Regions from separate parts of the Homo sapiens genome. Here region 2 is linked to region 1. The links are chromatin contacts, found by Hi-C or POLR2A ChIA-PET in ENCODE. All regions are on one chromosome and are shown on one strand. The core of a region is the stretch at or near the end of the contact, and the rest is flanking DNA. Distances in the headings are between cores, read along the strand shown.

Evidence for each region. A loop is a pair of places that touch in the nucleus more often than their neighbours do. ChIA-PET counts read pairs that join two places held with the same protein, here RNA polymerase II (POLR2A). Pooled maps may share reads with other maps.
Region 2: a pooled map shows a loop between it and region 1 (2.1-fold over the local background). The contact joins two enhancer-like sites. A Hi-C loop is called at or near these places in 8 of 168 maps with a recorded cell type or tissue (PC-9, Right ventricle myocardium inferior, aorta and 4 more) and 11 of 50 pooled maps. POLR2A ChIA-PET finds 5 or more read pairs at or near these places in 3 of 52 experiments (MCF 10A, activated CD4-positive, alpha-beta T cell and activated CD8-positive, alpha-beta T cell).

Annotation. Positions count from the first base shown.
Region 1 is chr3:72,480,736-72,486,054 of GRCh38, reverse strand. No RefSeq gene overlaps it. Among named protein-coding and RNA genes, the nearest start is that of RYBP, 37 kb to the right of the region's middle. RefSeq lists an enhancer at 3,046-3,546. Within about 2 kb of position 2,959, at least 16 of the 41 ENCODE cell types and tissues checked have a DNase peak (open chromatin) inside an H3K27ac peak, as active enhancers do.
Region 2 is chr3:72,676,040-72,681,358 of GRCh38, reverse strand. All of the region lies in intron 5 of LOC105377161 (a long non-coding RNA gene), which reads left to right. Among named protein-coding and RNA genes, the nearest start is that of SHQ1, 170 kb to the left of the region's middle. Within about 2 kb of position 2,323, at least 2 of the 41 ENCODE cell types and tissues checked have a DNase peak (open chromatin) inside an H3K27ac peak, as active enhancers do.

The DNA of each region.
Region 1 (5,319 bases), core at 1,710-4,209:
TATAAGTGTTGTCACAGCCTCAGTGGTTGGCTGTCATCATTCTCAAGAAATGCAAAGACCTTCGTTGTTTGTCATCTGCCCAGCTGCTGGTCCATCTTCCAAATTGTCTAGTGGAATGGTTAGCCAGGCCAGCCCTTCCTCCCCAGTGCATGACTGCCAGCAAGGCCAATGGGGACTCCCTCCCTGAAATCTCAATCATGGATTCAGGCCCAAAGCAGAGAACACTTGGAGTGTTCTCATTCCAGCCACAGCAGCTCAGTGAGATTGTTGAGCATTTTCTGCTGCCAAGAACCTCCTGGAGAGGCTGGGTGCCTAATGGCTCCAAGCCTGACTTTTTAGCCATTCCTTTGCTCTAGTGTGCTCTCTAATATCCTTCCAAGAAATTCCCGTTCTGCCTAGATCAGTAGAGGCAGTTTCTGTTGCTTACAATCAAAGCATCCTGACAGATAGAGCCAGTATAATATTTTGAGCTGTTTTGAAATAATGTTTCACCTCCAGATACACGGTGTGTGTGGTATGTATGTGTGTGTGAATTATGTGATATGGTTTGGCTGTATCTCTGTATCCCCGTGTATCAAGGATGGGGCCAGGTAGTGATAATTGAATCATGGGGGTGGTTCCCCTATACTGTTCTTGAGGTAGTTAGTAAGTATCACGAGATCTGATGGTTTTTTTTTTTTTTTTTTGAGACAGGGTTTCACTCTGTCACCCAGGCTGGAGTGCAGTGACGTGATCTTGGCTCACTGTAACCTCCTGGGTTCAAGTGATTTTCATGCCTCAGCCTCCTGAGTAGCTAGGATTATAGGCATGTGCCACCACGTCTGGCTTATTTTTTGTATCTTTGGTAGAGACAGGGTTTCACCATGTTGGCCAGGCCAGTCTTGAACTCCTGACCTCAAATGATCCACCCGTTTCAGCCTCCCAAAGTGCTGGGATTACAGGCGTGAGCCACTGCACCCAGCCTGATCTGATGGTTTTATAAAGGGAAGTTTCCCTACACAAGCCCTCTTGCTTGCCACCATGTAAGGCGTGACTTTGCTGCTCATCCACCTTCCGCCATGACTGTGAGGCCTCCCCAGCCATGTGGAACTGTGAGTCAATTAAACCTCTTTCCTTTATAAATTACCCAGTCTCAGGTATGTCTTTATGAGCATACTTTATGAGAATGACTAATACATTATGATATCACTTCAACACTTTGAAGCCGACCCCATGGGCATGCTGGTTTTATACAGATTACATTTGGAGTACATGCTGAGCACTGTGCCTGAGAGACACACGGTAGGTAGTCAATGAATGGCCACAGAAAGAATGAGCAGTCACTTTACAGCATCTGTGCTGAGCCCCAGCACCTCTCAGCTCCCCCATGCCCAGGGACACTTTAGATGTCCATCAAGCACTAAAATAGCAACACTTATAGGAAGGCATGGGCAAACTTGTAGTAGCACTGGCAAGTACGCTTATGACCTTTTCCTCCAGTTTCCTTTCTCCCTATATATTCTTTAAAGCAAAGGGTTGCAGAAGGTCAGAATGGAGCATGATCTTTGTTCCACGAGTATGTTGTGCTTTGATTAAAATATTCCCAGTTACAGGCTCGGTGAGGTGGCTCGTGCCTGTAATCCCAGCACTTTGGGAGGCTGAGGTGGGTGAATCACTTGAGGTCAGGAGTTCGAGACCAGCCTGGCCAACATGGTGCAACCCCGTTTCTACCAAAAAATACAAAAATTAGCCAGGTGTGATGGTGTGTGCCTGTAGTCCCAGCTACTCAGGAGGCTGAGGCATGAGAATCGCTTGAACTTGGGAAGTGGAGATTACAGTGAGCCGAGATTGTACCGCTGCACTCCAGCCTGGGCGACAGAGTGAGACCCTGTCTCAAAAAAAAAAAAAAAAATTCTTAGTTACATGAGAAGCAGGCCAGTGTTGCCTTCATGGCATTCCCAATTGAAGCACTTATCCCTATGAAGTGACAAACTCTATACATACTATAAAGGTTAATAGCTGGCCAGGTGTGGTGGCTCACACTTGTAGTCTCAGCACTTTCGGAGGCCAAGTTGGGGGGATTGCTTGAGCCCAGGAGTTCGAGACCAGCCTGGGCAACACAGTGAGACCCTGTCTCTATGAAAAGTAAATAAATAAATAAATAAATAAATAAATAAATAAATAAATAAAAAGTTTAAGAGCCCAGCCTGTGGAAGCAAGATGACTTTAATTAAAATTAATCCCAGCTGCTTTATGAACCAGCTGTTCTTGGGACGTCTCAGAGCCTCAGCTTCCTCACCTGTAAAATGGGCATGATAGTAATATCTTTCTCAGGGGCTGTTGTGAGGATTTTGAAAAGCAATGAACATAAATGGCTGACATTCCACCAATACACACTGAGTAAAGTGCCTAGAACATTTTCAGCCCTCAATAAATATAACCTATTAAAACACATGTTCTGCTGAAGCCAGAATCTATGATTCTTCCCTCTCACTCTTAAATAGATTTTTAAAAAAGCATTTGATCTAATTATGTTAAAGATATATATACAAGGGGAAGACAGAAAGAAAACATACTATGATCTTTCCTGTTTGTCTACGTGTGTGATGCTATATATAATTTTTATTTTCTTCTTTCAGGCCTCTTGTGTTCCAGATTCTTTTGCAGTGAGCATATATATTAGTTTTACGACCAGAAGATAAGCCTTGACAAATGCTATCTTTAAAAGAGAAGAAAATATCGAGGCAAACTGCAGCATGATTTTATAGAAACTGAGTGAAAAAAAAAAAATCCCAGCTAGATGGAGAATTAGATGTTTTCTGGTCAAGAGCTTATTGGGAGGGAAATGACATCAATTTGGGTTCGCATCAGCTTGAGTGAAAAATCATAATGCAAAATGAAAGTACACGGGGCGGGTGCGGGGAGGGGCGCTGAACCCACGCTGGGATTTTGCCGTGTGAATCATCAAGCTAGAAATGACCTCAGGAGGGCATGTGGCCCCGCCCCCACCCCTCACCTCGGGAAGGTTGCCCAGCGACTTTTCAGGACAAATGAGCAATGGTCCTATTTATAAGCCCTCTAGGAACTAAATCTACACACATTTCCTTCCTCCTAAGCTTCAGGCAGTCTTGATTTAGCTTTTGCAGGTGCCCTCAACTAGCATTCTCCAACCTACTTCTCCTTCTGCCTGGAAGAGGCCTGGGAGTTGTCCCAGATCTTTCCTACCTACCCCTGAAGGACCCTGGGTCCTTGAGCAAAACCAAATCCCCCGGAAGTCAGTTTTGTCAGCTGTAAAATAGGGATAGGAAGGATTTGAAGAATGCCTAGCTGGGAGTGAAAAGGAGGCCTTCCAGTGCCAGAGGCCGTGTCTTTAACCATGTCTATACCTCCCTGGTGGGAAAAGGCAAGACACAAACAGAGGTAGCTTGTTTACAACAAATTGACAGGAATTTGAAGTTGGGGGTGGCAAGCTTGTTAAGAAGAAGCCAAGGCCACAGAGATGGGAAGCAGGAAGGGATTGAGAGGAGAGGGTCCAGAGAAAAACAGAGGCAGCTCAGGAGAGCAATGATTAGCAAGGACATCTCTAGAGCAAGAGAAGCCCCCGGTGTAGGGACAGTCCAGAAAACTCAAGAACCAGGATGCTATATTGCTTTTTTTATTTTTATTTATTTTTTACTTTTTAAAATATTTTGAGATAGAGCCTCGCTCTGTCACCCTGGCTGGAGTGCAGCAGTGCCATCCTGGCTCACTGCAACCTCCACCTCCCAGGTTCAAGTGATCCTCCTGCCTTAGCCTCCCAAGTGCCTGGGATTATAGGTGTGCACCACCACACCCGGCTAATTTTTTGTATTTTTAGTAGAGACAGGGTTTCACCGTGTTGGCCAGGCTGGTCTCAAACTCCTAACCTAAAGTGATCCACCTGCCTCCCAAAGTGCTGGGATTACAGATGTGAGCCGCTGCACCCAGCCAAGAACCAGGATGCTGTGTTCCTGTAATTGACCAGATATGCAGGACTGCAATACCCCTTCCGTTATCCACAAACACTTTTGGGAACCAGCTTTGTGTTCATGATGCTATGAGGCATGGCAGATGTGAGGTGGTCCAGGGGTAACAGAGATGGGGAGAGAGAATGGCAGCTTCAGGAACAGAGGATGATGGCTAAGGACCAGATGACAGTGGTGACCGAGGGCGTAACCCCCACTGACCAGGAGAAGGTATGTCTTTCTGGAAATCTGTGGAGTTTTTGAAGATGTGTCAGAGTGCTGCAGTGGGGCTGAAACCATTTTCTTTGTTTGTTAAAGAGTGATTACTGAGTTCTGAAGAACCTGGGGCTCTCCAGGAGGGAGGTTTTCTGGGTGACAAGTATTAGCAGTGTAAAATGAGTATTAGTGAAGTGCATTGCTAGCAGCATTTTTTTTTTTTTTAAAGGCAGAATCTTGCTCTATCACCCAGGCTGGAGGGCAGTGGCAGGATCTCGGCTCACTACAACCTCTGCCTCCTGGGTTCAAGCGATTCTTGTGCCTCAGACTCCCAAGATTACTCAGGGTTACAGGCACACACCACCATGCCTGGCTATATTTTCAGTAGAGACAGTGTTTCACCATGTTGGCCAGGCTGGTCTCAAACTCCTGGCCTCAAGAGATCTGCCTGCCTTGACCTCCCAAAGTGCTGGGATTACAGGTGTGAACCCCATGCCCAGCCTGCTAGCAGTTTTGATGTTGGTATTGTATTAGTATTAGTATCTATCTTAGTCTGTTTGTGCTGCTATAACAAAATACCACAAATTGGGTAATTTATCAATTTATTTCTCACAGTTCTGGATTCTGATAAGTCCAACATCAAGGAACTGGCAGGTTTTGTGTCTGGTGAGGGCCCAGTCTCTGCTTCTAAGATGGTGTCTTGAATGCTGTGCCCTCCCACGCAGAAGGCAGAAGGAAAGGCAAAAAAAGAACCAAACTGCCTCCATCAGGCCCTTTTGTGATAGCATTGATCCATTCATGAAGGCAGAGCCCTCCTGATCTAAACACCTCCCCAAAGGTTCCACCTCCCAACACTATTGCATTAAGGATCAAGTTTCCAACACATGAATTTTGGGGGACACATTCAGATCACAGAAATATCCATATTCCTTCCCCTCCCTCAAGTCCTGGATGAGCTCCTACGTGTATTCTCCTAGGGCCAAATCAATGAACCACTGCCCAGACCCTGCCTCCCTGCATGTTGATGAGAGTGGCATGTGGTATTGAATTAAAAGCCCTCCAGAGGCGAGGAGATACACTTATTGCTCCCTTATCCGCATGCCAGGTCACTTCATCATGAGAGGAAATTAAATTGGCTTGG
Region 2 (5,319 bases), core at 1,074-3,573, 200 kb before region 1:
CAGTACCATCTTCCCTAGAGAGTTGATTGATTGGGAGAGATACTTAGCTTAGTCTTAGTCAGAGACGTTGTCCTGGGGGGTGTTATATGTAAGAGGAGCCCTGGAGGATGAGAAGGGGAAGCCAAATGAAGAGGCAGGAGGAAGAGCACCCCAAACAGAGGTAATAGCCTGTGCAAAGGTGGGAGTCAAGCCGTTCAGCATGGTGGGCACAGAGTTTGAGAGATTTGAGAGATGAGTAGCAAAAAGTCAGTAGGCTGGAGGGGCAGGCAGGACCTGGGTTATAAGGAGGACTTAAATGTCACCTGGAGGAGTTTGACTCATCCCTCAGAGTGGTGGGAAGCCACTAAGGAAGTGGCACCATCACATTTATGTTGGAAGGATCTGACTGCAGGGTGGGTGGTAGGATGTGGGGTGAGGAGGTGGACATCGTGGGAAGTGGGAGGCAGGTTGGGACATTGCTGGCAGAGATCATGATGCCAGAGCCGCATTAGAGGGCCGTGGGGCTGGCAGGAAGTGGGGGGATATTTCCAAGGAGGATTTAGTGACTAGTGACTAAATGGTGTAGGGCTGAGGCGGGGGCTGGGCCTGTCTGTCCTCAGTCTCTGGTTCAGGTAAGCACGTGGACAGTGGTCCTAGGCATCCAGCAGGGAACTCTGGAGGAGATGCAAGCTTTGAAACGGGGCTGAGGAGGAGTTCAGTGCTTTGGACACGTTTAGTTCCAGATGCCAGAGAGACATCCAAGAGTGAAGGTTCTAGTAGGCATTTGGATTCAGGAGACCAAAACTCACAGAGTAGTCCTGGCTATAAATTTGGACTGGGACCCAATACAGAGATGGAAACTGAAGGCACAGGAGTAAATGTACTCACAGTGGGAGGATGGGAAGAATGGGAGCAGAGCCATGGGTAAAGCATGTTTCCAGAAGGTTCTCCTGAGAGACCCAGGAAGGAAAGGAGCAAAATTCCATAGGATCCACAAGAGAGGAGTCATTGGCAATTTTCATAAGGACAGTTCCCCTTGTGATATATGGGAAGAAGGCAGATGGCAGAGTTGAAGAATAAGAAGGAGGTGAGAGAGTGATGAATGAATGAATAGCATTCCAGCAAAGTCTTCACATGCCTCCTCTAGGTCTGCTAATTCTGGAGATTCAGAATGGATTTGCCAAGAAAACTCCCAACGACCAGCCAGGAGAGGAATCTTTTCCACCAAGCTCTCTCTGTTTCAGAAAATAACCAATGTGTGTGTTGACCTCAGCATCCCTCCCTAGCAACCAGCATCTGTGTTTAAATTCGTGGGGGAGGGGTGCTATTATCTTGTGGCTATCCACACAGCTTCTGTGGTTACATCTGTTGTTTTTGTCTGTACAATAGCCATTTGTCATCATTTGGCTATTAACACCTCGATCTGGCTGGGACTCACTCCTTATCCCTGGCTCTGGGGATGGCACGTGTCCCAACCGTGGCCAATAAGACTCAGGCCTGAGATTTTTTGGAAACTATTGAGAAAGAGAAGCACCCCTTAGGCAGGGATGGCTGCCACCACCCCTATTAGGACTGGAGACATCCTGCCAGCAGAGACAGAAACAGATCCAAGAGACAGAGGGAGAAAAACAGTCTTGATAGCACTTCATGAGCTCCTGGATCCAGCCATGCCTGATACCATTTAATCCTTGGGCTTTTCAATTACATGAGTCAGTAAATTATCTATGTTTGCCTGTCAGAAAGGGTTTTGTGAGTTCTAGCACTGAACGAATGGTCCCAGCAGGAACAAACTGCCTAGGGATGGGGGCATAGGAGTGGAGTTGGTGGAGGAGGTTTACTTGATTTCCCCTCAGACATTTCACCAGGCATCTCATCCCCCAAGTTGCTACCTTAGCAATTCTCCCTCCTTTTTGCAGTCATCCTTCCTATTGTTTTTGCTTGTATTCCTATCTTTTTGTAAACTCCTCCTTGCTTAAAAAGCAGCATCTGAGATGCTGGCCTGAGGCCGTCTGCCCTTCCCAAGAGAATACACATGCTTGCTATTCTTTACAGTAAAACCAAGGTCCACATTGTGTTTCCCCAGGGCTCCCAGAACCTGAGTTGAGAGGTGGGGATTTTGCAGGGACTCCATCAGTGTGCAGCATCTGTACCTGCCTCCAGCGACTGCTGACACGAGCGGCCACATCTCCACACTTTCGCCCCACTACCTTATGTGTGCCACAACCCCTCCAACAATGCAAACTCTTGTTCATTTGCTCAGAACATGAATGAATCATGCCAGGGAAACTCCTGGCCACTGGACCACATTTTGCTGTGTTAGCAATAAACATCCCTTCATATTGTCATCATAGCCACAGGGGAAGACAGAGGTCTCCTGGCAGAGGAAGGGCGTGACACATTCCGCACTCTTTCTACTCCCTCCCTATGTCAGCCCTGATCTTTGTTTCCTTCTTTTTGCTTCAGAGCAAGCCTCCTTCTAAGGCCTTTAATTCCATGGATCATATTTTCTGTCTAGCTTCCATTTAATGGCCTGTCATGGGCCCATACCATGCCAGCTCCTGGGCGTAGTGGGGTTTGTGTATTTCAGTGTGGGCTTGCAGAATGACCCTGCATTATTTACTTTCCATCCTCATTGAGAATTATCAGGCTTAGGTGGGTTCCTCCCACCCTTCTTGAACTCTTCTTCCTATCCTCCATCCACCCTCTTCCCTCTATTTTATTCTTCCTGTCTGTCTTTCCTTCTCTCTTTCCTTCCTTTATTTTTTCCGTTTCTGTCGCTTCCTGTCTCCCCCCATGCCCTGGACTTTGGTCCTGTGGTTCCAGTAAAAGGAAAACATAGGGAATAATACGAAAAGCAGCCAGGCTTAGCCAATAAATCCTCTAATGCTTGTAATGGTTTTATTTTCTTCATGTTCATTCTAGTTTAAGAGGTCAATCAACATCTTTGAAATGCTTGTGGTTTACTACATGGAATCTTTAATTGAGGCACAGAAAACTCCTCTCTCCCTCTCTCCGTCTTCCTTCCCTCTCTCTCTTCCTTTCATTTGTTTAATAAATGTTTTTTGAGGGTTTTTTCTGGGGCAGGCCCTGGGCTAACTGCTAGGAATGGTGACTAGAAACATGGGTATGATCCTTGCTCTGATGATCTTACATCTATTGGGAGACACATGTTTTCACCAGATAATTCCACGTAAATGTATTCTCATAACCTCAGCAAATGCTTTGAGTTTCCACGATGGTCTACAGAGACACTGACCCCGACTATGGAGGTGTGGAGGGTTCCTCAAGGAGCTGATTTGAAGGATGAGTTTGCTTTTCTTTTTTTTGAGGGGTGAGGCGGGATGAAATCTCGTTCTGTCCCCCAGGTTGGAGTGCAGTGGCGTGTTCTCGTCTCACTGCAACCTTCGCCTCTCGGGTTCAAGCGATTCTCCCACCTCAGTCTCCCAAGTAGCTGAGACTACAGGCACCTTCCACCATGCATGGCTGATTTGTGTATTTTTAGAAGAAATGGGGTTTGACTATATTGGCCAGGCTGGTCTTGAACTCTTGACCTCAAGTGATCTGCCTGCCTCAGCCTCCTAATGTGTTAGGATTACAGGCATGAGCCACTGCCCCTGGCTTGAAGGGTGAGTTTTCTAGGTGAAGATCAGAGGAAAGAGCATTCCAAGCAGAAGGAACAGAATATGCAAAGGTCCTGGGGTGAGAGGAAGCAAAGCACCTTCATGGAATGTAAGAACAGTGTTACTGGGACAGAGAATGGAGAAGAAGAGGCCAGCGGGTGAACGGGGGCCAGATGTTCAGGACCTTTACCCTAGGTAAGAGTTTGGGTCTTCACTCCAAAAGCAAAGGAATGCCATGGCAGAGTTTCACCTGCCAGTGGAGGTGAGTGGGGATAATCAGTGCTGCATTCCTAAGCTCCAGCCTGGCTCTTGCTGCAATCTGGGTCGGGACGGGAGGCTCCTTGGGTGACCTGGGTGTGCTGGGTCAGATGTGGCATTGGTGCCAGGGTCTGGATTGAGGGTGCCAGGTTATTGTTCTGGCTTTTGGAAAGGGAGATAATCCTGCCTATAAACTTCCTGCGTGGGTTAGAGGATCCTATGAGATTAGCAGGTGGAAGAAGCATCACTGAGTACTGATGAGACCTTTGAACTGGAGACAGACATATTTGACTTTGTTAGGAGATCTTGGGCGGGTTTGCAGTTTCTCTAATCTCAATTACCTTTTCTATAAAATGGGGATATTAACACTAATGAATCTGGGTTATTTCTCTCTGCTGGTCATCCCTTTTTCAATTAGGATATGACCATCCCATGTGTGTCTGGTGGGACTGGCAACCCCTGTTCCCCCAATCCCTATTGGGTGAAGGGAGTGAGCATGTGATCTAGTCCCAGAAAATCATTGTGCCCCATGTCCCTGTCCACAGAAACTGATTTAAGGGAGTGGCCTAATCAGAGTCCCTCCATGAGATATGACATGGGGCTGTTGGAAGACAGCGTATCTTGCTTTTATATTATGAGTTGTAAGAGCACAGACTTGAGCTACTGGTATCCAATTTTCCTGGAAATAAAAAAAAAGAAAGAAACAGGGAGATTGGTGGGGATGGGGGAGGAGAGGGAGACAGAGAGGGAGAGAGAATCCCGTTTGAGAAACTTTGTTTGAGACCCTGGATTTAGTGGTTCCTGAAGCCAAGAATACTCCCTTGAATCTCTCAGTTAAGGAACCCATAAATGCCCATTTTGGCATAAGCCAGTTTGAGTTGGGGTTTGTCACCCACAACAGATGTGCTCTGCCTGATGCATCAAGTCATTGGGTTAATGGCAGTAAAGCACTGAAAGTCAGTATGAAATCTAGGCATGCAGAGTGCTCAGTAGTCACTATTGTTACTGTATTGGTGATAATTCATAGCTATAGAATGCATCGCTAAAGTATGGGCTGCTTCTCATCCCTGGGGTGTGGCCTCATGTTGCCCCACAAAAGGCTGTTAGCCACCACCATGATGCTTTCCTATTTGAAAGCCTTAGACAATGACTTGAGTTCTCCTTCTCTGCCTCCTCATCTCCCTCCAAAATTTGTGACTCCAGGCCAGGCTCAGTGGCTTATGCCTATAATCCTAACACTTTGGGAGGCCATGGCAGGCGGATCACTTGAGGTCAGGAGTTCGAGACTACCCTGGCCAACATGGCTAAACCGTGTCTCTACTAAAAATACAATAATTATCTGGGTGTGGTTGGGGGAGCCTGTAATCCCAGCTATTTGGGAGGCTGAGGCAGGAGAATTGCTTGAACTGGGGAGGCAGAGGTTGCAGTGAGCTGAGATAGTGCCACTGTATTCCAGCCTGGG